Regions from separate parts of the Homo sapiens genome. Here regions 1, 2, 4 and 5 are each linked to region 3. A link is a contact called in ENCODE Hi-C or POLR2A ChIA-PET data. All regions are on one chromosome and are shown on one strand. The core of a region is the stretch at or near the end of the contact, and the rest is flanking DNA. Distances in the headings are between cores, read along the strand shown.

Region 1 (2,788 bases), core at 289-2,788, 700 kb before region 3:
GAAGGTCACCTTAGCCACTAGGTGGCCTCCCTCCAAGTCTGTTTGTTGGTTAGGAAAATCTACACTAAGAAGAAACTATTGCTATGAGTCTAGTAACTCTTGAAAATGAATTTGCATTGAATTAAATCTAATAACAGCCAATAACATCTATATATATTCAGGGAAGGCTAGTATAGAGATATAAATTATGTTATCTACCAAGCCTCAGACCACGATTGTGGCATAGATAGACTTAGGGCCTCTTGCAACAGCTCCAAAGCTCTCCCTCCAAGTCTTCTCTAAGGCCAGCATTCTTCTTGTCCTATGGGCAACACATAGTCTAGACAGAGGGTAAGGGACATCAACAGAGTAACAACAAGCAGGTTGGTTGGTATTCGATTTTGCTTTGGAGACGAAGATGGCTTTACCTTACAATAAGCAGTCAGGTAGAGCTGGGGGTCATTTTGAGGGGGAAAATAACCCAAACAGAACTGTGTTTTAGGAGAATTAACCTTCCTAGGGTGTATAGGTTGAAGAATGAAAAGGAGATACTGCCCATGGTCTCTTTTTCTCTCTAGTGTAGCTTTTTCAAGCTAGAAGAATAACTATAACAACTTTCTGAAGTCAGTTTCCTCATCTGCAACTTCCCCCACAATCTCCCATCCAAGACCAAGGTAGCCTGATCCCACTAATCATCAGAGACCAGATGAAATCAGGTGTGTTCAGGATTGTACGGTGTGCCATCTATAAAGCACGTGGGGTGTGTTTCTACACTGGGGGTTCCCAGCCTGTGGGCTAAGAATACCGTGGAGAGCTTTGGAGCTGTTGCAAGAGGCCCTAAGTCTATCTATGCCACAACCGTGGTCTGAGGCTTGGTAGATAACATAATTTATATCTCTATACTACTCTTCCCTGAATATATATAGATGTTATTGGCTGTTATTGGATTTAATTCAATGCAAATTCATTTTCAAGAATTACTAGATTCATAGCAATAGTTTCTTCTTAGTGTAGATTTTCCTAACCAACAAATAGTACAAACAAAATGACTGCCACACAGGAGTCTGTAAAATAGAGATCACTATTTTGATCTCACTAAATTGTTCTAAGGTTCAAATGACTAAGTACATGGAGGTGCTTAGAACAGTGCTTGGGACACAGTAAATATGCAGCAAATGCCAACCATTATCATAAAGCAATTCTCATTCCTGAAAGGTGGGGCTCACTCATCTAGATGATCTCTAAAGCCATGCTTTGTGCCTCTGAGCTTTAATGGCTTTCTACATTTTATGAAAAATCTTGTGATGGGGGCAGACATTCTTTGAGATCTGTTGCTGTTGCTGACGCAGAAAGTGCCTTAGCCTATGAGCCATTCTTCTAAGCTTGGATAGAAGGCGTCCTTGGAAGAGGGCCCATATCTCTTCAATTGACAGTGTGGCCCAGAGAGGCCGCAGTCGGAGACCTCTGGGCACTAACACAAGGGCGGTCTGTTTCCTCCAGGGAGGAATGAACTGACTTCTGTTGTGTCCCACGCAGCTCGTCCACTGCAAAGCTCAGCGAAAAATACTAAAGTGACCTCAAGGTGGCACTGCAACCCAAAATTTCACACAAGGGCACACAACCTCAGTTCATTTTGGGGGGTTTTTGTGTTTTTTTGTTAATTTTTGTTTTTTGATCATATCAATTATTTTTATTATCTTTAGAAATAGAAACACAAAACTTAAGAATTTTGTAGAGAATTTGAGTGACTTTAAGAGTGTGTCCTCAGAGTCCAGTTTAAAAAAACAATTCTTCCGACTTTAAAGTCCTGGAGTTGCAGGAAGTATCCTGTCTTCAGGTGAGGGTCTCAGAGGTGATTTATTCCTGAAGTTGGGTATTTGCAAGCTTTTCAAAGCTTTCAGAGCTATCATCATCAGAGGGCCACAAGATGGAGAAGGCACTCCTTGAAATATCCTTTATTTTAGGAAAATAATTTTTCAAAAATTTCAATAGGTTTTGGTGGAACAGATTGTGTTTGGTTACACGCATAAGTTCTTTAGCGGTCGTTTCTGAAATTTTGGTGCCCTCATAACCCAACCAGTGTACGCTGTACCCAATTTGTAGTCTATTATCCCTCACCCCCCCGCTCCCACCCTTTCCCCCGAGGTCCCAAAGTCCATTGTATCATTCTTATGCCTTTGTGGCCTCATAGCTTAGCTCCCATTTATAAGTGAGAACATGCGATGTTTGATTGTCCATTCCTGAGTCACTTCACCTAGAATAATGGTCTCCAATTCCATTCAGGTTGCTGCAAATGCCATTATTTTATTCCTTTTTAAGGCCTTCAGTTTATTTTTTTTAATGATATATGATAGTTTACATATTTATGGAGTACATGTGCTATTTTGTTATATGCATCAAATGTGTAATGATCAAGTCAGGGTATTTGGAGTCTCCATTACCCTGAGTATCATTTCTACGTGCTGGGAACATTTCATGTTCTCTCTTCTAGCTACTTTGAAATATACAATACATTGTTGTTAACTAGAGTCACCCTACTCTGCTATTGAACACCTCCCCCCGTGCAAAAAAAAAAAAAGGATTGTATTGCTCAGTTCATTTTTAAAGCCTTCTTTCTCAAACTTTACTGTGCATAAAATCCAGCCAGGATCTTGCTAAAATGCAGCTTCTGAATCAGTAGGCCTGGGATGGAGCCTGAAATTCTGCATGTCTGACGTCTCTCAGGTGATGCGAACGCTGCAGCCTGGTTTTAGCTGGAATATAGCTTTCAGCAATTCTCTGCTGTTGTTTCTAATTAGGGACAGGAGTG
Region 2 (2,700 bases), core at 176-2,675, 770 kb after region 3:
AGGTAATTTTTATAAAGCACTTCAAACAGCGTCTGGCAAATGTGTTTATTGTTATCCTTATCTGCTAAGGGCCAGGCATTCATCTAGGCATGGGAGATAGATTCTTTTCAGTTGCCTTAAAAAAAAAATCCTGCAAACGATGCATGATTAATTCACATTTTGCAGTTGTAGTTATGTGACTTGCCCAAGGTTATACTGCTGCTCAGCAAGGGAGATGAAAATCTAACCGTGACTGTCTGGGTGCGGTGGCTCATGCCTGTAGTCCCAGCACTTTGGGAGGCTGAGGCGGGCGGATCACCTGAGGTCGGGAGTTCAAGACTAGCCTGACCAACATGGAGAAACCCCATCTCTACTAAAAATACAAAATTAGCTGGGTGTGGTGGCGCATGCCTGTTATTCCAGCTACTTGGGAGGCTGAGGCAGGAGAATCGCATGAACCCAGGAGGTGGAGTTTGTGGTGAGCCGAGATCACGCCATTGCACTCCAGCCTGGGTAACAAGAGTGAAACTCCATCTCAAAAAAAAAAAAAAAAAAAGAAAAAGAAAAAAATATCTAACCGTGACTGTCAACTCCACAACATGGGCCCTTTGCAAACAATTGCATATCGGCAGCCTTACACACTGAAACTAAAACTAAATCACCTCACTCCTTCCAGTGCTCTGGGCTGCATATCCAGAACAAATTATTAAATGCCTTGACTTCTTTTATAGCTTAAGCAATCTGCAAGTTAAGGGGTTATCCTACTTCTAGAGAATGCTGGAAAGCTTAATGATTTCTCCTAAAAAGAGATGATCCATCTCGAAGGAAGTGGATGAGAAAGGGAACAGGTGTTTAAAAAGTATTTTTATATTAAAACTGGGAGCTGTGGCTGGGTGTGGTGGCTCACGCCTGTAATCTCAGCACTTTGGGAGGCCAAGGCAGGTGGATCACTTGAGGTCAGGAGTTCGAGACCAGCCTGGCCAACATGGCGAAATCCCGTTTCTACTAAAAATACAAAAATTATCCGGGTGTGGTGGTGCATGCCTGTAATTCCAGCTACTCGGGAGGCTGAGACACGAGAATCACTTGAACCTGAGAGGTGGAGGTTGCAGTGAGCCGATCTCGCCACTGCACTCCAGCCTGGGTGACAGTGAGACTCTGAAAACAAGCAAACAAAAAACAAAAACAAAAACAAACAAAAAACATTGACAGCTACCTTTTGAGTAAAAAGCCATCAGTACACAATAAAATCTTTCTGTGGGAAAAAGGCAAAGAAATAAAGGTTGCTACTGTGTGAATAATTTGGCATGTCTATCTAGCTATATGAGCATTGTGCTTAAAATATTAAGGAAATTAAGTATGGGCTATACAATGTAGGCATAATGTGTATCTGAAAAAATCCTGTGTAGATGGAAAGTGTGCTGACTCAGCTGGTTCAGTTTCTGGGCCTCGTGTGGGCCCCCAGCAGCTTAACCACTTCTCTCAAGTCCTTGGTTTCCTCATGGGAGAAATGAGTATGTTGAATTAGATGACCTTTCAGGCATCTCATCATGCTGAGTTTTTTTTCCGCAGCAGGGAACATGCTACTTTACATTCTGTTTAGGGTTTGCTCAGTGAAGGGGGAGTACCAGGAATCTGGGGAATTCCCAGAATACCTGGGCACTATATATATATATATATTTGCAACACATTTAATCATAAAAGATTAATATCCTTAATCTCTAAAAGGATTTTAAAAGTCATTAAGAAACAATGACCGTCTTGCTGGAAAAGTAGGTAAAACTGATGACTTACAAAAGAAAAAATATATGTTGTCAAGAAACAGATGAGAAAATTTTAATCTTCACCAGTTGTAAATGAAATGCAAATGAAAACAAGTCAAACTTGCAAATATTATACCCAGTGAGAGTTGATAGAGAGATGCAGTGATAGGCCCATACATGGAATATAAATTGGTTCAATTTTTTATCTCTTCTGTTCCAGCAGTTGCTCTCATATCTATTTATCCTAAAGAAATAATCATATATTTATATTAAAAATATTCACTCAATGTTGCTATAGTGAAAATAAGGAATTATTAAACTATCCAACAGTAGGCAATTGGTTAAATAAATGATGCTATATTTACATAATGAAATTTTATGCAGCCATTTTCTATGTCAAGAATCTTGACATAGAATGTTAAATTAAGACCTAAATGTTAAATTAAGAAAAACAAGATGCCAAACTGCATATAAAGTATGGTATTCTTAGTTTTGGAAAAAAATGATGCACTGAATAAAAAACCCCAGAAAAATGTATGCTAATATTTTACAGCTTTTGGTTCTAGGTGGTAACTGATTTTTATCTTCTTTGGATCAGTGTTTTCGAAATGTTCTATAATGTGTATGTACTACTTTTATAATCAGAAAATAGGATATATAGAAATGGTCTGGAAAAAATGAGGAGAGAAGTTACAATAGGGAGGTCATCTTCAATCTGTTTGGACCAGCAAGTAAAAGCAGGAAATGCTGTCCACCACCAATGGCTTAAATATGTGTGTTGGATGGTGGTGGTGGTTGGTGGTTCTGGGGTTGGGGATGGGGGGAACCTTGAGATGTGATGGTTTTCTTAGTCAGAGATGGTGCTTTACAGCTGGGAAGTATCTTGAACTTGGTGGAGGTCTATCCAGACATCAGGCAGATTTCATATTTTCACAGACAAAGGCTACGTTTACGTCTA
Region 3 (2,738 bases), core at 41-2,540:
CTAGAATTAACCCTTATCAAAGCACATGGTTTTCAACTGGAAAAATCCAACCACCTATAAAACCTCCCAACAGTTAAGCTTTGTAGAAGTTGCAACAAACTTCCCTTCTGGAAAATTAAATCATCAGGTTTAAATGACCTACTGCCGGTTCCTGTGATTTTTACAAAGCAATCACTAGGAAAATAAACCAAACTTCTAACACCATTAAGACGTGTCACTGATGACCACTATTACATTTGAGCTTTATATAATTGGCTGTGTTCAGAATCTGGTTTTTCAATTTCACTGAACAGGCTGGTATTCTGGACAGCAACATTTAAAGCTGAAGCACTGAACCTTAATTCGAAAATTGTTAAAGCAACCAAATGTGATGCTGTTATAAACCACCTTCCAACGAGCAACTGAATTATCAGAAGAAAAACCCTCACCCTCTTTTTTTTCTTTCCAAGAAGGCTGAGTTCTACATTGATGTGATTGAAGTCCCTCCGCAGGGTTCCTCTGGGGCCCTTCACGATAACTGTGCGTCCCTTCAGAGTAATGTCGACTAGAAGAGAGAACACACTCGTCAGGCCACACAACGCTTGGAACGTGCAGTAAAGATGTAAGTAAAAGACATCAAGTCTCATACCATTTTCTGGAATGTCGACAGTCTGATTGCTGAGAATAGTCTTCATTCTGAAACACAAACACTGGGGGTGAGGCCGACGCAAGGCCCGTTTTTCCACCAAACTACGCCGCACAGAGCTCCACTCCTACTGGAGACTGCCAGGCGGAAGTTCCAGACAAGATGTCGGAGGACGGGAGACCGACAGCGGGCCCCAGTGTGTCCCAGCCTGGAAGGAGCAGCCCCAAAGCGAGAATTACGAGGCCCAGCAGTCGAACTCCCACTCAGCCCAACCCTGGAAGTCCTATGCGGGCGGTGCCATCCCGGCAAGACTGAGGGGCGGGAATAGGCCAAAAAGCCCACAACAGGATTCGCATCTGGCGCCGCCAGGCTCATATGGCGCTTGCCGAGCTGGGGGACAAACAGGACAAGGTTCCGAGAGTGGGAGCCGCGCCGCAGCCTTTCCCAGAGCAGATGGTTTCAGATTCCCAGTACCCCCACGAGCACAGAAACATCCTTACCTCGCAGTAGACGCAGCAAAGAAAGAACGTCTGTCGTCATTACGTACTTGTATCGCGTAAGGGGCCTGCGTATTGCGTCATGAGTGCGCGACGCACGTAAGGCTAAAGCAGCCAATCGTGGAGCAGCTTGGCTGCTTGTCATAAATGGAGCGACGTAATTTCGACCTGTCCTTTCCCGGGAGTTAGCGATCCCTCAACCCCTGCACTGCGCTAGTCCTAAAGAGGAAATGTCTCTACGCTGCGGGGATGCAGCCCGCACCCTGGGGCCCCGGGTGAGCGGCGGGGCGAACGGGTTTGGGCGTGGGGTGGGGGGATCCTATCCCTTCAGAGCGCCCATGCCCAATAATAAAGGCCAGTGCATTTACTGAACATTTACTACTAGCCAACGGCAGTTTTAAACGTTTTTCGTGTAATCTCATGTAATTATCCCGCCAGCCCCATGATATAGAGTCTCTGGCATCAGTTTGTTTGCAAGTCTCTCTGGGCCAGCACCGAGGACTTATTTTCTGCTTAGAGTGGTTTGTACCCTATATTTATGGAGCACTGCAGTGAGCACCCCACATAGCTATTCTGTCTTGGACTCTTACTGTGTGTGAGACACCACTCTAGCCGCAGAGAACACAAACCTGTCCGCTAGGCTTCAGCGGCAGACATTGAGAAGTGCAGTAGCAATCGTGCAACACCCTAACAGGCACTCTTTGAGTTGTCGAAGGTTCTTTTGAGATACATGTGCAGACTCGTGGATTTTGTAGTGTTTTGGCTATCTCATACACGTTTGTGTTCAGATGTAAAAGCCGAATACCATGATTTCTTATGTTCTTGACTGCCACGTTCAAACACAGAAACAATGTAACCTAGAAAGTAAAAACGTTCATCCTGGCCAACATGGTGAAACCCCGCCTCTATTAAAAATACAAAAATTAGCTGAGCGTGGTGGCGTGCGCCTGTAGTCCCAGCTACTCGCCAGGCTGAGGCAGGAGAATCGCTTGAACCCGCGAGGCGGAGGTTGCAGTGAGCCGAGATCGCGCAACTGCACTCCAACCTGGGCGACAGAGCGAGACTCCATCTCAAAAAAAAAAAAAGAAAAAGAAAGTAAAAACGTTAGGCTTGGTTTTAACCTTCCAGTTGTCTGAAACTAATTGGGCATTATTAACCTACGTTTCAACAATTATTCAAAGCTCGAGAGATTTATTGCACACTTCACTTTAAACGCCCCTGATTCAAGTCAGGACCAGAACAGTTTTAAACTGTGGCACCTTCTTCAGTTATTGCAGTTCAATCTTGTTGAAAGACAAACATCTAGTTCCTGGTAGGTGGAGTACATGAAAGTGTGATATATGTTAGTTCCAGAGATTTTCGGGCCGGGTGCGGTGGCTTACGCCTGTAATCCCAGCACTTTGGGAGGCCGAGGCAGGTGGATCACCTGAGGTCAGGAGATCGAGACCATCCTGGCTAACATGGTGAAACCCTGTCTCTACTAAAAATACAAAAAAATTAGCCGGGCGTGGTGGCGGGCGCCTGTAGTCCCAGCTACTCAGGAGGCTGAGGCAGGAGAATGGCGTGAACCCGGGAGGCGGAGCTTGCGGTGAGCCAAGATTGCGCCACTGCACTCC
Region 4 (2,700 bases), core at 24-2,523, 640 kb before region 3:
GAGCCCTTGAATGATTTTGTGGAATAGAGACAGCTTACCTATTCTAGACCTCTTAGCTATACTTTTTTCTATTATATGAGAAAGAAATAAACCTCAATCTTATTTAAGCCTCTGTATTTGAGGTCTCCCAGTCCTGCAGCTTAGACTGTACCTTAATCGACACAATTATAGAAAAGGATATCTGCCTTCTTACCACTCATCCTTGATCTCCACTTCAGGGAGCTAGATCTGGGAGAGGGAGGGGCAAGAAGAGTGTATCTCAGATAAACCATGCCTACCTCCAAAATATATGCCAAGGTTGAGCTACAGACCTAGCCTGTGACATGCAGAAAGAAGATGAGTTTTAGATGAAGATGGAGATTTAGAATTTTAAACTAGATTGGAGTATCAGTATCTCAAAAGGACTGCAGAAGTATTAAATCTGCTCAAGATATCACTAAGGAGTGACAAGAGGGGAATTTCAGAATCCAGTTGATGGAATGACTGAGAAAAATAAACACTACTTCACATTTGGACTAGATGATGTTGAGATTCCTCATAAACTAACCGTAATTGAAACTCTCAGAAAGTCCCTGTGGTTTTAGAAATCCCCTCAGGTCTTTTACTCCCTGTAGTTTAGTCTCATTCCTTTCTAATCAAACCAGTCCCCAGAAACCTAGACAGAAATACCTCCTCCTTTCCCCATATTTGTGGTCTCATTCTCTTTAAAACTCCCACACTCTCACCGTTTATATCCCGGGTCTCCATCCACTGTCTCTTTCCTGTGCTCTTACACCCATCCACTCTATTCTCTTTGCCTATTACTCCTTTCTTTGTACCTCTGACTTTCCAAGCAGCTTCTTTTAGAGTCTTCACTCTTTCCAGGATAACATTTCTTTTCTGCTGCCACACTCAACTGAGTCTCCAGGGCATCAGAGCTGGTCATGCCAACTCCAGAGGACTGGGTTGAATAGTGTCCTCCACCCAACCTCCAAACATTTATGTCCATTTATTTCAGATTTATTCTGAAATCTCAGAATGTGACCTCATTGAAAAAAGAGTCTTTGTAGATCTAATTAAGTTAAGGACCAAGATGTGATGGCATCAGATTAAGGAGGCTCCTAAATCCAACTAGAGTGTCCTTGTAAGAGACAGGAAAAAAAAGACAGAGACTTGGAGGAGAACACCATGTGAAGACACAGGCACAGATTATTGATTATTTAACCCAAATTTGGGATACATTTTTTTAGATTGCGCATCTGCCATGTATGTCAATAGCCTACCAATAATTTTGGTTTCTCTTCTCATCTGTTGGTTCTACTGATTACGTAATAGGGTGTTGACTGGAACTTTTCTTATGACTTGGGTCCAAAACTAAAGACAAAGAAGTATTATGTACCACATTCTATAGAAAGCTGCTAACTACTGGGGCATGTCCTCCAGGGCATTCTAAGAAGCAGCTGATGCATCTGCAAACCAAGGGACGCCAAGGTTTGCCAGCAACTACCAGAAGCTAGGAGAGAGGAAAGGGATGATTTCTCCCTGACAGCCTCTGGAAGGAACAACCCTGCCAACCTTGATTTCTGACTTCTGCCTTCCTGAACTGGGAGAAATATATTTCTGTTGTTTTAAGCCACCCAGTTTGTGGTAATTTGTTTTGGTAGCCACAGGAAACTAACACATCCAGCAACACTGCCAATTTGATGCTTTCTTCGCTCATGGTATTCTTTCACTTCCAACTTTGCACCCACTGTGCCCTCCCCTTTGAAGGGTCTTCCCAGCCACATGCCCAGGACCCTTCCCAGCCACATGCCCAGGATCCTCCTGATGAAAGATCTTTCATCAAGGCTCATCCTAGCAGCCCTCCCTGGTCACTAACCTAGGTTTCTTATCTCTTTTGCTATGGTCTGGATGTTTGTGTGCCCCTCAAAATTCCTATGGTGAAATCCTAACCCCCAAGGGGATAATACAATCAGCCCTTCATATCCATGGGTTCCACATCCATAGATTCAAACAACCATGGATTGAAAATATTCAATAAATGAATAAATAAATAATAACAATATAATAATACAAAATAATAAAAATAAAAGACCATACAGTTTAACAACTACATAACATTTACATAACATTTACATTGTATTAGGTATTGTAAGAAATCTAGAGATGATTTAAGTATATGAGAGGATGTACATAGGTTATATGTAAATAGTACACTTTTTTTTTCAGAGTCAGTGTCTTGCTCTGTTGCCCAGGCTATAGTGCAACGGCATGATCATAGCTCACTGCAGCCTGGAATTCCTGGGCTCAAACAATCCTCCCACCTCAGCCTCCTGAGTAGTTGGGACTACAGGCATGTGCCGCCAGGCATGTATTTTTTTTGAGGAGGTGGGGTCTCACTATGATGCTCAGGTTGGAAGTATGCCATTTTACATAAGGGACTTGAGCATTCACAGACTTTGGAATCTACAGGGCTCCTGGAACCAATCCCCTGTGGATACGGAGAAAGAGCTGTATTAAGAGTTGGAGATGTTGGGAGACAATTAGGTCATGAATGTGGAGCCTTCATGAATGGCATTAGTGCCCTCCCCCAGGTGAGGATACAGTGAAAAGACAAGCCATCTATGAACCAGAAAGTGGGCCCTCGCCAGGCACCAAATCTGTCAGCAGCCTGACCCTGGACATTACAGCCTCCAGAACTATAAGCCATAAATTTCCATT
Region 5 (2,700 bases), core at 108-2,607, 600 kb before region 3:
TAAGAGTTGTCTTTATAGCTGTGTGAAAATATTTTATATTTAAAGAAACGTGCTTGTTTTATTTGGAATATTAAAATATAAAGATGGAGAACTTTCAGATAATAGTAGATAACTGGCATTCACAGATGAGGACCTACCCTACAGGTCCCCGGCAACCAGACCCACGGTGTCTGGGTTCATGGGACTGAAAATCAGTCACCAGGTGGAAAAGCTGGTCAGCTGTCCTTATGGTATCCTGCCACAAAAACGCAATATTCCTCCAGAGGCGTTCATACCCTGAGGCAGTTCCTAGGGAATACACTAAATGAACAAGATAGTAACTTTTCTATTTATTGGGAAAAAAGGAGGGAAAAATGGGAAGATGAGAGTGGAAGATTAGAGAGTTCACAGTTTTTTAAAGAAAGTAAAAATAAACAGGTAAATGCTCTTGATTTTTTAAATGCATCAAATAAAAAGGGTGAGGAAATAGATGAAATAAGCTACATTTCAGAAAAAAAGGGTAGACAAGACCTATGAAAATTAAAACTACAAGGAAGAAGAGAGCAGAAAAAAAATTAAGTGAAATAAGTGGAGGAAAGATCACATAATCAAGTTAACAAATAGGCAAGAAAAACATTGTTTCATTTGTCAAACTGAAGGTGGAAGGACCTGGAGGAAGGCAATTGCTACACTGTGCCAGATTCAAGCTTGTGAAGGGGCTTGGTCCCGGCCACTTCCTCCATTTAATAAATGTTTATTCAGAGTCTATTTTTCTGCCAGTGCCATGCTACGCACTAGGCACCAGGGATATAAATATGAATAGGACTGACATAATTCCTGCTTTCAAAAAGCTTATGAATTAGGGACAGACACAGACCAGCAAACTGTTACAGTGACAAACGACAAGGGAGATCAAACACACGTCTGCTGTAAAAACATATAATAAATAGGTGCCATATCAGTGGTATATAAAAATTACTGTTAAATGTTACTGAAAACAATAAACTAGAGAAAGACGAAAAGAGAAAATTCGCTGGGCCAAATCAGAAGAAATAAATAACATTAGTTTTGTTCCTTAATTATCACCACAAGCGCTAGTTGTTTTCTATCTTTTCAAGACAGCTGTAAAGACGCTGCTCTTCATCCTGCTCGTGAAATTCAAAGGACATTTGCAACATCTACAAAAAAAACCACTTCAAATCATTTTGCAAAAATTTCAAGGAAACATTACCTATTTCCTATATAATGAATGGTTAGCAAACTTGCTTACTTGAAGCACCTGTGCCATAATGTGAAAAAGCCACAGAAGTCTTTCTACTTACCAAGATCTCTTTTTCAGAAGAAGAGAAAATAACTTGTAAATGAACGGAAATACAATTGAAAATGCTTGACAAACACAAGTTCTTAAAGTTGAGTAAAGCGGTACCTTAGAAACAGATTGGTGCCATCTGTTGGCCCACACTGGAATTACTCCTACGTATATTTTTACCTTTCAAAGGTCCGGAGGTGAGTTAGCAGTTTTTTCTGGGCTACAGACAAAACCAGTAATCCAATTTTCTAATTCGTGTGAGGAAGCAACTTACAAACAATTCAATGTGAAGAAAAATATTTTTCTAAGGTAATATTTCTCTGTAAGAGTTTGCAGCCTGGTTATTACATTTGTCACCTGAGTGGAAAGTTATTTTAAACAGCCTGTTTTCTATTATCACCATATTTAACATTTCAAGAATAATTGCAGTTTCCCTTATCAAGCAATTTTGAGCATTATTTTAGCTGGATGAGATAGTTTAAAATAAAATAAGTATAGTTCCACAATTTGGGTTTTTTTTTAAAAATCAACTTCTAAGGAAAGTTTACTGGTTGATACATATTTATGACTACATATTTAGCCATATGTACGAGCAATCATACCCACATTCTGATCAACATTTGGTGTTATTAAATGGTTTAGATTTTAATTTAGGAATAATAAATAACACTGAAATCCTGCAAGACTAATTTAAAAATCAATTTTCTAAAGACCATTTAGAAGAATTTCAGAATGACATCAACAAAGGCTGATTACCAGAAGTCTCTGGTTAAACAGAGACTTCTGGTGGACAGTAAACCCTTTTCCCCAGACTTCTTGCTTAACTGAGTTCTGCAAAGGACAGAAGGCATGAGTGAAACAATCATTCTATAATTTATCTCACTGTCTGGCACAATCTCATCTTTATTAAAAAAAAAACAACAACAAGTTAAGACCTTACAATTTGGCTAATGACAAAGTTGGACATCTCCGTAAGAATCACTTCTGCTTTCAGGAGGAAGAGAAAGGCTGGCTTCTTGTGATTCATCCTTACTCATCAAACATAACAGGAAGTCTCCTCAGGCCTGGGGAGGCTCAGTAAGGAGTGGATGGATCTCTGCTCCACTGGCAAAAGGAGACAGCCAGAAAGCAGCAGGTATCTGTGACCCTGGAAAACCAGATTTGTGAAACAAGCCAAGGGAAAGGGCTGGCTGTGGCTCTGAGGGAATTTCAAGTAACCGTGGACTAAAGTCTTAAGAAAACAGACAACTATCACTGCAGATCTGGGCACATTGACATGTCTCATTAGGAGATTGCATCACAACACCAATGTTCAGAAACAAGGAGACTATTCTTGTCGAGGCTGTCATAACTCAGAAACGTCTGTAAGGGGATGACAAAAACACAAAAATCAAGTAATAGCGAAGATGGCA

The links. A loop is a pair of places that touch in the nucleus more often than their neighbours do. ChIA-PET counts read pairs that join two places held with the same protein, here RNA polymerase II (POLR2A). Pooled maps may share reads with other maps.
Region 1: a map of OCI-LY7 shows a loop between it and region 3 (3-fold over the local background). The contact joins the enhancer-like site here to the promoter of LIAS in region 3. A Hi-C loop is called at or near these places in 5 of 168 maps with a recorded cell type or tissue (HCT116, IMR-90, OCI-LY7 and 2 more), 20 of 37 single-sample maps with no recorded cell type and 17 of 50 pooled maps. POLR2A ChIA-PET finds 5 or more read pairs at or near these places in 1 of 52 experiments (HEK293).
Region 2: a loop to region 3 is called in a pooled map, with 3 times the contacts of the local background. The contact joins the enhancer-like site here to the promoter of LIAS in region 3. A Hi-C loop is called at or near these places in 4 of 50 pooled maps. POLR2A ChIA-PET finds 5 or more read pairs at or near these places in 4 of 52 experiments (GM12878, K562, activated CD8-positive, alpha-beta memory T cell and 1 more).
Region 4: a loop to region 3 is called in a pooled map, with 2.7 times the contacts of the local background. The contact joins the enhancer-like site here to the promoter of LIAS in region 3. A Hi-C loop is called at or near these places in 2 of 50 pooled maps. POLR2A ChIA-PET finds 5 or more read pairs at or near these places in 3 of 52 experiments (GM12878, OCI-LY7 and T-cell).
Region 5: a loop to region 3 is called in a pooled map, with 4 times the contacts of the local background. The contact joins the promoter of TLR6 here to the promoter of LIAS in region 3. A Hi-C loop is called at or near these places in 7 of 50 pooled maps. POLR2A ChIA-PET finds 5 or more read pairs at or near these places in 3 of 52 experiments (BJ, MCF 10A and PC-9).

The regions. Positions count from the first base shown.
Region 1 is chr4:38,758,178-38,760,965 of GRCh38, forward strand. It overlaps the pseudogene RNA5SP158. Among named protein-coding and RNA genes, the nearest start is that of TLR10, 23 kb to the right of the region's middle. Within about 2 kb of position 1,539, at least 9 of the 41 ENCODE cell types and tissues checked have a DNase peak (open chromatin) inside an H3K27ac peak, as active enhancers do; they include OCI-LY7, where a contact is called at or near this core.
Region 2 is chr4:40,226,011-40,228,710 of GRCh38, forward strand. The region is part of intron 1 of RHOH (ras homolog family member H); the gene reads left to right. Among named protein-coding and RNA genes, the nearest start is that of RHOH, 30 kb to the left of the region's middle. RefSeq lists an enhancer at 1,519-1,568. Within about 2 kb of position 1,426, at least 5 of the 41 ENCODE cell types and tissues checked have a DNase peak (open chromatin) inside an H3K27ac peak, as active enhancers do; they include GM12878, where a contact is called at or near this core.
Region 3 is chr4:39,457,766-39,460,503 of GRCh38, forward strand. It overlaps LIAS (lipoic acid synthetase), which reads left to right and starts at 1,291. Exons shown (of 11, transcript NM_006859.4): 1 at 1,291-1,397. The coding sequence starts at 1,353. It overlaps RPL9 (ribosomal protein L9), which reads right to left and starts at 1,157. Exons shown (of 8, transcript NM_000661.5): 1 at 1,126-1,157; 2 at 629-675; 3 at 429-544. The coding sequence starts at 674. RefSeq lists enhancers at 158-908, 1,104-1,398, 1,769-1,818 and a silencer at 1,339-1,388.
Region 4 is chr4:38,819,163-38,821,862 of GRCh38, forward strand. No RefSeq gene overlaps it. Among named protein-coding and RNA genes, the nearest start is that of TLR1, 16 kb to the left of the region's middle. RefSeq lists an enhancer at 451-570. Within about 2 kb of position 1,274, at least 4 of the 41 ENCODE cell types and tissues checked have a DNase peak (open chromatin) inside an H3K27ac peak, as active enhancers do; they include GM12878, where a contact is called at or near this core.
Region 5 is chr4:38,855,460-38,858,159 of GRCh38, forward strand. It overlaps TLR6 (toll like receptor 6), which reads right to left and starts at 1,358. Exons shown (of 2, transcript NM_006068.5): 1 at 1,302-1,358. RefSeq lists an enhancer at 1,807-2,700.